Regions from separate parts of the Homo sapiens genome. Here region 1 is linked to region 2. The links are chromatin contacts, found by Hi-C or POLR2A ChIA-PET in ENCODE. All regions are on one chromosome and are shown on one strand. The core of a region is the stretch at or near the end of the contact, and the rest is flanking DNA. Distances in the headings are between cores, read along the strand shown. Region 1 overlaps ITGAX (integrin subunit alpha X). Region 2 holds the start of ITGAM (integrin subunit alpha M).

Region 1 (5,221 bases), core at 1,832-4,331, 130 kb after region 2:
ACCCAACCACTTCTATTTTTTGAGGCTATGAATATAGTACCTGAAAAAATGCCAAGACATGATTATTTTTTTAAAAAGCGTACTTTAAATGTTTGTGTTAATAAATTAAAACATGCACAAAAAGATGCATCTACCGCTCTTGGGAAATATGTCAAAGGTCTAAAAATAAAAAAGCCTTCTGTGGATATGAGTCCTGAAGGATGACACCCATGGGGTCCCTTTACCACGGTGGACCCTGGCCAGCACTGAGGCCTGGGGCCAGGACAAGAAGTTAACCAGAGTAGGGTTGTGAATATCCCTCTCTTGGAAGTAACCTGACCTCTTAATCTGCTCACTCCACTCTCAGGGCTGGTGCCGATGGTAAGCTGGTGGAGCTGTCGGGTGGAGGGGGCATAGAATAGAGAAGGGACAACCTCCAGTGGCTACTTTTCCACCTGGAAAGGTCTCTGGAGTGACCAATACTCACAAGCGTTTCCTACAAGTCCTAGGATGTGTTGAAGGGCACACTGTCTGCATATAGTGAGTGATTGAAGAACATGTTGGGGTCCCACATTGAGAGCTGCTGCCCACAATAAGGTCATTCTTGCTATTATGCCACCATCCTGGCATAAAGTTCATCATGGTGCTTGGCACTGAGCTGGGGGCCTCACAGGACAAGCCATTCCTGACCTCGGAGTGACGCCACTGCAGCTATCACCAGCAAGGGACCCGGGCCGTGTGGATGTTTCAATTAGAAAAACAGAAGGGAGGCAGTTGAGTGATTTGAAGGGAAGATGGAAAGTGGCCCTTTACCTCCAGCCAAAAATGTCTGTCCTATACATCAGCAGAGGCTCCAAAATCCCTGTGGATTTTGAAGCTTTTGAGTCCCCAGGATGACTAATTATTATGCAGTTTCCTCAGAAAGGGAATCAGAAGATAAGGCTTTGTAAGAATTCAGCCCTAATGGCTGGGCACAGTGGCTCATGCCTGTAATCCCAGCACTTTGGGAGGCCGAGGCAGGAGGATTGTTTGTGCTCAGAAATTTGAGACCACCCTGGGTAATATATTGAAACCTTGTGTCTACAAAAAAATTTAAAAATTACCCAGGCATGGTGGCATGTGCTTGTAGTCCCAGCTACTTGGTAGGCTGAAGCAGGAGGATCACTTGAGCCTGGGAGGTTGAGGATACAGTGAGCTGTGATTTGGACCACCACACTCCAGCCTGGGCAACAGAGAAAGATCATGTCTCAGAAAAAAAAAAAAAAATTGACCCTAGAGTGGTGTTTCTCAAAATGTGTTCCACGAACCACTGGTGGTCAATGATGGTCTTCTAAGTGGAAGGTTTTAGAGAAAAAGAGCAAGAAACCCATACATCTCAAACATTTGAAACTAGTGATTTGCACAGAAATAGTGTTGTGGCCTTAATAATTGTGTGGCACACGGACTCCAGGGACTACAGTGGGTTCTTGTCTAAATTCAGGCAACAAGTTGTTATTTTCTATTTTATTTTATTATTATTATTTTTTGAGATAGTCTCACTTTGTCTCCCGGGCTGGAGTGTAGTGGCACGATCTCGGCTCAACGCAACCTCTGTCTCCTGGGTTCAAGTGATGCCTCTGCCTCAGCCTCCCAAGTAGCTGGGAGTACAGGGGCGTACCACCATGCCCATTTTTATTTATTTATTTTTGAGACAGAGTCTCGCTCTGTCACCCAGGCTGGAGTGCAGTGGCATGATCTTGGCTCACTGCAACCTCCGCCTCCCAGGTTCAAGTTCAAGCGATTCTCCTGCCTCAGCCTCTGGAGTAGCTGGGATTACAGGCAGGCACCACCATTTCCAGCTAATTTTTGTATTTTTAGTATAGATGGGGTTTCACCATGTTGACTAGGCTGGTCTCGAACTCCTGACCTCATGATCCGCCCTCCTCGGCCTCCGAAAGTGCTGGGATTAGAGGTATGAGCCACTGTACTTGGCCGACAAGGTGTTATTTTCTGATATTCTTCCTTTGTGTGTTATTGTGTACATTTATTACATTTGCATTTTCAGGGTTGGCTATTGTGTTGCATTAGATCCCCGAATCACAAAATGGATCAATGGCTCAAAAGCATGGAAGTTGTGATTAAAAACTAATCTAATTGCTACAATTTACAATAATGTCATCAAAGTCAATATTGACTTTTAAATATTGAGCCCAGTGCACGTATAGTATAGACATGCATACCGGAATAAGTGATTGTGAGCCAAAACCCGAAAATATCTAGAAGGTATTATACTCCCTGACAGGTAGGTTGTATTGGTTCTGACATGTATTTGTCCCTAGTGTGCTGCCCATTCTGAAACTTTATCAAACAGTCGCATGAACCTCTGAAAGCTTTTGTGTTATTTTCTTATTTATTTATTTATTGAGATGGAGTCTTGCTCTGTCGCCCAGGCTGGAGTGCAGTGGCATCATCTTGGCTCACTGCAACCTTTGCCTCCTGGGTTCAAGTGATTCTCCTGCCTCAGCCTCTTGAGTAGCTGGGATTACAGGCGCGCACCACCACGCCCAGCTAATTTTTGTATTTTTAGTATAGACGGGGGTTTCACCATGTTGGTCAGGCTGGTCTCGAACCCCTGACCTCATGATCTGCCTGCCTCAGGTAAAGCAATAGAGATTTCTTAGAACAACTGCTACATGTAGCTTTCCTATTCAAAAGTGATTAGTGTTGTCACCGAATACAGAGGAGACAGCAAAACCACAGTGACATAAATCAAAGGTGCTTTTTAAAGTAGCAAAAGTAGGTACAAGTCACATAATTTCCAAGAAGCTTGTAGAAATGGCAGTAGAGTTCATACCTGTATTGAAAGGTTGCTTTTGGCTGCAAATAATAGAAAAAAACAAAAGCATGTAAGAGCAGACAGAAGACCTTTACTCTGCAAGAGGTTCAGGTGCAGGTTAGTGTTTAATGCAGAGTCTCAGCATTGACAGATTCTTTCTGATCTTCCAATTGATCGTCCTTGCGGGGGCGGTTTAGTTCTTTCCCACTGACTAGGATTGGGTCAAATTCCATCCCCTTGGTTGCATGCAGTGCTGAGAAGGTGAGCATGTGCTTTTCACAGGCTTAATAAAAAGAGGTAGCTCCAGCCAGGTGCAGTGACTCATGCCTATAATCTCAGCACTTTGGGAGGCAGAGGTGGGTAGGTCACCTGAGGTCAGGAGATTGAGACCAGCCTGACCAACATGGCAAAACTCTGTCTCTACCGAAAATACAAAAATTAGCTGGGCATGGTGGCAGGTGCCTGTAATCCCAGCTACTTGGGAGGCTGAGGCAGGAGAATCGCTTGAACCTGAGAGGTGGAAGTTACAGTGAGCTGAGGTCATGCCACTGCACTCCAGCCTGGGGGACAGAGTAGAACTCTGTCTCAACAAAAAAAAAAAAAAAAAGAGAAAAAAAAAGGAGGGTAGCTCCACCAGCCAGGAAGGTGGCAGCGCTGGTGGCTGTTGGATAGGCTACCTACAGTGTCTGGCAAATACTATGCTTGAAGACTATGCTGTGAGCAAGATTCCTTTGTGAAGGAACAGCTTGGACATTGTGTATGTCAGAGGTATACAGCAGAATAGCAGTGACTAACGCTTGTGTGGGAGAGCAAGCATGTCACCTCATACTTGGAATAAGTCACTGCCATACAAAGTCTGAATCAGCTTTCATCTTTGTGCAACACATGTATGTGGGAGCTTTTCAGCTGCTGAAACCTCTAGTGACAGAAAAGGAGGTTTTGTTGTTCATTTGTAATTAATGTTAATCCTATGAGTGGTGGGAGAGATAGTGAGGTAGGAGATCAGCAGGACCTGTTTTCTGGTCACAACCCAGCTAATCAGAGCATGATCTGGTCAAGATGGGATGCACTAAAAAAACAGCCCAAACCAGCAGATGGCCAGGAAAGCAAACTCTCATTACCCTCGCCACTTATTAGCATAAAGACACTCCCACCGGTGCCATGACAGTTTACAAATGCCATGGAAACACACCATAGCAACGGTCAGCAAGTTACCTCATATGGTTCTGGAAACTCCCCACACCTTTTCCAGATAGTTCTGAATAACCCACCCCTTAATTTGCATGTAATTAAAAGTCGGTATAAGTACAGTTAGCCAGCAGCCCACTGGCTGCTACTGTGGGCTCACTGCCTATGGGTTGTCCTGCTCTGCAAGGAACAGCTACCTTGCTGCCACTGCTGCTTCAATAAACCTGCTTTCTTCCACCACAGGCTCGCTCTTCAGTTCTTTCCTGAGCAAAGTTAAGAACCCTCCCGGGCTAAGCCCCAATTTTGGAGCTTGCCTGCCCTGCATCAGTAGAATGGGCTAACTACTTATGGTGCACTCAGGCTAAAGAGGCTGATGCTTGCAGGGCAGTATTCACAGAGCACACGGTAGTTCACGGGATGCCTCTCACCCTTGACTCAGTGCTTAAGAAAGGAGGGAAAATGGTGAACATGATCAAATCATGGCCATTGCCTATTCATCTTTTCAGTGTTGTATGGAGGAATAGGCAAGTAGGAGATTGCTTTTCACATTAATGTCAAAGAGAAAGATAGTTACTTGGAACTTAAAAAAATTAATTGTGATAAAATATACATAACATAAAATTTACCATCTTAACCATTTTTAAGTATAGCCAATCTCAAGAGCTCTTTCTATCTTGTAAAACTGAAACCCTATACCCATTAAACAACTCCCAATTCTCCCCTTTCCCTAACTCCTGGCAACCACAATTCTTTCTGTCTCTATGAATTTGACTGCTTTGGCATGTCATAGAAATAGACTCATACAGCATTTGTCTTTTTGCGACTGGCATATTTTGCTTAGCATAATGTCCTCAAGGTTCACCCATGTGGTAGCATGTGTCAGAATTCCTCTCCTTTTGAAGGCTGAATAATATTCCATTGTGTGTATATACCACGTTTTGTTTATCCATTTGCCCATCAATGGGCATTTGGGTTGCTTTTTTTGCCTCTCATGAATGATGAATATGGGCGCACAAATATCTCTTCAAGACCATGCTTTCAATTCTCTTGGGTATACACCCAGAAGTGGAATTGCTGAATCATATGGTAATTTTTTTTTTTTTTTGAGACAGAATCTTGCTCTGTTGCCCAGGCTGGAGTGCAGTGGCACAATCAGAGCTCACTGCAGCCTTGGTCTTCTGGGCTCAAGCGATCCTCTTGCTTCAGCCTTCCGAGCTTCTGGGACTAAAGGTGTGTGCC
Region 2 (5,429 bases), core at 475-2,974:
ATTAACAATAATGCTGCAATGAACAAGCTTGCAAATATATATATATATATATATTTTTTTTTTTTTAGAGATAAGAGTCTTGCTCTGTCGCCTAGGCTGGAGTGCAGTGGCACAATCTCTGCTCACTGCAACCTCCGCCTCCAGGGTTCAAGTGATTCTGCTGCCTCAGCCTCCCAGGTGGGATTACAGGTGCCTGCCACCACGCCTGGCTAATTTTTTTGTCTTTTTAGTAAAGATGAGGTTTCACCATGTTGGGCAGGCTGGTTTCAATTGCTGACCTCAAGTGAGCCACCCCGCCTCAGCCTCCCAAAATGCTAGGATTACAGGCATGAGCCACCGCACCCAGCCAAGTTTGTACATATATTTTTGACTACACTTCTTAACTATTCTTAGGATAAATTACTAGAAGTGAAAATTCTTGGGTGAAGAGCTTGAGGCCTTTACACACACACACACACACACACACAAAAATAGGCTGGATGCAGTGGCTCACACCTGTAATCTCAGCAGTTTGGGAGGCTGAGGAAGGAGGATCACTTGAGTCCAGGAGGTTGAGAATAGCCTGAACAACATAGCAAGATCTTGTCTCTACAAAAAATTTAAAAAAAATTAGCTGGCCATGGCAGCATGTGCCTGTAGTACCAGCTACTCGGAAGGCTGAGGTAGGAGGATCGCTTGAGCCCAGGAGGTTGATTGAAGCTGCAGTGAGCTGTGATTACACCACTGCACTCCAGCCTGGGCAACAGAGCTAGACTCTGTCTCTAAAAAAAGCACAAAATAATATTTAAAAAGCACCAGGTATGCCTGTACTTGAGTTGTCTTTGTTGATGGCTACAAATGAGGACAGCTCTGGCTGAAGGGCGCTTCCATTTCCATGGGCTGAAGGAGGGACATTTTGCAAAGTGTGTTTTCAGGAAGACACAGAGTTTTACCTCCTACACTTGTTTGATCTGTATTAATGTTTGCTTATTTATTTATTTAATTTTTTTTTTGAGACAGAGTCTCACTCTGTCACCTGGGCTGGAGTGCAGTGGCATTATTGAGGCTCATTGCAGTCTCAGACTCCTGAGCTCAAACAATCCTCCTGCCTCAGCCTCTGGAGTAGCTAGGACTACAGGCATGTGCCACCATGCCTGGCTAATTTTTTAAATGTATTTTTTTGTAGAGTCGGGGTCTCCCTATGTTGCCCAGGCTGGAGTGCAGTGGTGTGATCCTAGCTCACTGCAGCCTGGACCTCGGGCTCAAGTAATTCTCACACCTCAGCCTGTCCAGTAGCAGGGGCTACAGGCGCGCACCACCATGCCCAGCTAATTAAAAATATTTTTTTGTAGAGACAGGGTCTCTCTATGTTGCCCAGGCTGGTTTCAAACTCCCAGGCTCAAGCAATCCTCCTGCCTTGGCCTCCCAAAGTGCTGGCATTACAGGCGTGAGCCACTGCGCCTGGCCCGTATTAATGTTTAGAACACGAATTCCAGGAGGCAGGCTAAGTCTGTTCAGCTTGTTCATATGCTTGGGCCAACCCAAGAAACAAGTGGGTGACAAATGGCACCTTTTGGATAGTGGTATTGACTTTGAAAGTTTGGGTCAGGAAGCTGGGGAGGAAGGGTGGGCAGGCTGTGGGCAGTCCTGGGCGGAAGACCAGGCAGGGCTATGTGCTCACTGAGCCTCCGCCCTCTTCCTTTGAATCTCTGATAGACTTCTGCCTCCTACTTCTCCTTTTCTGCCCTTCTTTGCTTTGGTGGCTTCCTTGTGGTTCCTCAGTGGTGCCTGCAACCCCTGGTTCACCTCCTTCCAGGTTCTGGCTCCTTCCAGCCATGGCTCTCAGAGTCCTTCTGTTAACAGGTGCATGGGGGTGGGGTGGGGGACTCTGGGTGGGGAGGAGGGTAACTTTTGGGTCTGTCATAAATAGAGGGCCCAGAATATGTAGGAGTCAGTCTGGGGAGAGGCAAAGGGGATTTGGGGAAGGAGAAAGGGTTCAAGAAGAAGCAGGGAGAACAGCTAGACCCAGACAGGCTGGCCAGGGAAGCCTGGATGAATGACCACATTCATGGACTGTGCAAGGCTGCTTGCCGGTCCCCTTGCTTCACACATGAGGAGACGGAGGCCCAGGGAGGAGAAGTGACATGGCTCAGGGTGCGCAGCAGGTGTGAGACCCCTTTCCTGAGTGCTTCCTCCTGGATCCCCTCTCACCATCTCCACTTTGCCTCCGGTTCTATTTTCCAAGGTCCCGGGTGCAAATGTTTGTTGAATGACTGATGAATGAAAATGATTTGAGTTTGTTACCTTTTATGCTTATATGTTGTGGAAAATGAAATTCTCCTCAAAAGGGAAGGAAATACTTGAGAGCTGCATAGGAAGGAAATTATCTAATTAAGAATGTATAGAAACTTCACTGTTGGGCAAATCATCGTTGTGACACCGGGGGAAGAAGCCATTTAGGTGCTCAGAAGGGAGGCTGGAATTCAGAGCAGGACTGGACGTGCCCCACGACGGTGGTTCTTAGGTCAGGAGTCAGCAAACAGTGGCCTGGGGGCCCGATATGGCCCACGACCTGTTTTTGCACAACCTGCCAGCTAGAGATTGAAGATGAACACTGATAATCGATTTGATGATAGGGAGCACCACCCCCAAAGAATTCTATTTGTCTCATTTGTAAACCCGTATTACAAACAAATTGTACTCAATCATTATGTTTGAAATTTCCCTAATGACAAATTTGTGGAAAAGTATTTTCTGTCTTGTTATATAAGTACTTGTACAACATATTCTATCAGCCTCTTGGTCTGCAAAACCTAAAATTTACTATCTGGCTGTTTACAGAATAAGTGTGCTAATCCCCGCCCCAGGCTAACAGAGCTGGACCTGGGAGGCAGACATCTGGATGCTGGGTTAGTTAGGGTGACCGAATGGATGGGAAAGGGAATGGAGCAGGAAGACATGCTGCTATCTTTTTTTTTTTTTTTTTTTTTTGATACAGGGTCTTTCTCTGTTGCCCAGGCTGTAGTGCAGTGGCATGATCATGGTTCACTGCAGCCTTGACCTCCTGGGTTCAAGCAATCCTCCCACCTCAGCCTCCTGAGTACCACTACACCCGGCTAATTTTTTATTTTTTGTAGAGATGGGGTCTCACTGTGTTGCCTAGGCTGGTCTTAAACTCCTGAGCCCAGGTGATCCTCCCACGTCAGCCTCTTAAATTATTGGGATAACAGGCCTGAGCCACCACACCCAGCCATTGCTTTCTTTTAAATTATTATTAGTTTTTGTTTTTTTTTTGTATTTAATTTTGAGATAGGATCTCTCTCTGTTGCTCAGGCTGGAGTGCAGTGGCACAATCAGGGCTCAAGTGATCCTCCTGCCTCAGCCCTCCAAAGTGCTAGGACTACAGCCCCTAACTGGCATGCTACTTTCCTCTGCTTGATCCTTCCCCCATTCTCCCTTTAGCCTTGACCTTATGTCATGGGTTCAACTTGGACACTGAAAACGCAATGACCTTCCAAGAGAACGCAAGGGGCTTCGGGCAGAGCGTGGTCCAGCTTCAGGGATCCAGGTGAGACCCTTAGATGGAGCCCCCTTTCTCAGTGCTTTCTCTCCAAGACTTACATACCTGAAAAAAATCAGCGATTTGAGTGATCTTTTTCAACAGATAAATCAATTCAAAATATACAACAAATTCATCTTTTGAATTTACAGTATTCTAAATTCAAAAGATGCAAAAGGGTGTAAGAGTAAAAATCTCTTCCTTACTCCCTTCCCCTAGTTCCCTTCCCAGGAGGGACCTCACAAATGGTTTCCTGGGTGTTCCTTCGGGGAGACTCTGTGTGTGCATAACACATACACGTTCCCTCCCTCAGCCAACACACCATGTGTAGTATACATTGTACTGAAATTAAGGCCTGCCTGCAGGCTGCCGCCTATTTTTGTGAATGAATTTTATTGAAAACAACTCCGTCCACTTGTCTCTTACTGTTTATTGCCCTTCCCTCCCTTCCTCCCTTCCTTCCTTCCTTCCTTCTTTCCTTCCTTCCTTCCTCCCTCTCTCATTCCCTGCTTCCCTCTTTCCCTCCTTCCCTCCCTTCCCTCCCTTCCATCCTTCCTTCCTTCCTTCCTTCCTTCCTTCCTTCCTTCCTTCCTTCCTTCCTTCCTTCCTTCCTTCATTTCTTTCTTTCCTTTCTGACATGGTCTTGTTCTGTCATTCAGCCTGGAGTGCACAGGTGAAATCATAGCTCACTGTAGACTCAAACTCCTGGGCTCAAGCAATCCTCCCACCTTAGCCTCCTGAGTAGCTGGGACTACAGGCATGTGCCACCACACCTGGCTAATTTTTTGATTTTTTTTGTATAGACGAGGTCTCACTCTGTTGCCCAATCTGGTCTCAAACTCCTGGCCTCAAGTCATCCTCTTGCTTGGGCCTCCCAACTTGCTGGGATGATAGGTGTAAACCACTGTGCCTGGCTATGGCCACTTTTGAGCTGTAATGGCAGAATTCAGGAGCTGTGATAGAGATTGTATGGACCCTGAAGCCTAAAACATTTACCTTTACAGAAACAGTAATTGTGGAGGTGATAGTACCTTTCCAGAAGAAGGGGGCTGGTCTCTGCTCTTTGCTTTATCTCCCATAATACAGCCCAGTGATTTGAGTCCATTAATCCCATGTTATGCTTGCATTGCATGCCATAATTGGGAGATGCTATAATTTATTTTATTTTATTTTTTTAGAGACTCCCTCTGTCGCCCAGGCTGGAGTGCAGTGGCATGATCTTGGCTCACTGCGACTTCTGCCTCCTGGGTTCAATCGATTCTCCTGCCTCAGCCTCCTGAGTAGCTTGGATTGCAGGTGCCTGCCACCACGCCTGGCTAATTTTTGTATTTTTGTAGAGACAGGGTTTCACCATGTTGGCCAGGTTGGTCTTGAACTCCTGAGCTCAGGTGATCCACCTGCCTCGGCCTCCCAAAGTGCTGGGATTACAGGCTTGAGCCACCGTGCCTGGCTTGTAATCTCCTTTTACATTACATTAGATCTCTTGTTAATGAACATTTAGATTGTTCCCAAACTTTTGCTCTATGAACAATGCTGTCATTTTGCACATGTGCAAGCCTATTTGGAAGTAAAGGCTAGGACTGGGATTGTGGTATCCACGGGTGCATGAGCACGTGCAATTTTAATAGATTTTTCCAGATCCCCCTCTACAGTGGTGGCAGCAATTTACACTCACACCAGAAATTCATGAAAATACCTACTTCCTCATACTCCCTCACTCATTTGCCAACTCAGTGTGCTATCAAACTTACTGATCTCTGCAGATCGAGTAGGTGAGAAGTGGTATCTTAATTTAGCTTTAAATTGCTTCTTTTTTTTTTATGAGAGAGGCATTTTCTGTGAACATGTTTTTCTTATCTGTTGGCCATTTTTCTTTCTTTTTTTTTTTTTT

Evidence for each region. A loop is a pair of places that touch in the nucleus more often than their neighbours do. ChIA-PET counts read pairs that join two places held with the same protein, here RNA polymerase II (POLR2A). Pooled maps may share reads with other maps.
Region 1: a loop to region 2 is called in a pooled map, with 2.4 times the contacts of the local background. The contact joins the enhancer-like site here to the promoter of ITGAM in region 2. A Hi-C loop is called at or near these places in 2 of 168 maps with a recorded cell type or tissue (PC-9 and psoas muscle), 2 of 37 single-sample maps with no recorded cell type and 10 of 50 pooled maps. POLR2A ChIA-PET finds 5 or more read pairs at or near these places in 2 of 52 experiments (HEK293T and activated B cell).

Annotation. Positions count from the first base shown.
Region 1 is chr16:31,382,815-31,388,035 of GRCh38, forward strand. ITGAX (integrin subunit alpha X) reads left to right here. Exons shown (of 30, transcript NM_000887.5): 30 at 1-185. Among named protein-coding and RNA genes, the nearest start is that of ITGAD, 7.9 kb to the right of the region's middle. RefSeq lists an enhancer at 1-294. Within about 2 kb of position 3,082, at least 7 of the 41 ENCODE cell types and tissues checked have a DNase peak (open chromatin) inside an H3K27ac peak, as active enhancers do; they include PC-9, where a contact is called at or near this core.
Region 2 is chr16:31,258,251-31,263,679 of GRCh38, forward strand. ITGAM (integrin subunit alpha M) reads left to right here and starts at 1,725. Exons shown (of 30, transcript NM_000632.4): 1 at 1,725-1,842; 2 at 3,442-3,547. The coding sequence starts at 1,815. RefSeq lists an enhancer at 1,482-1,581.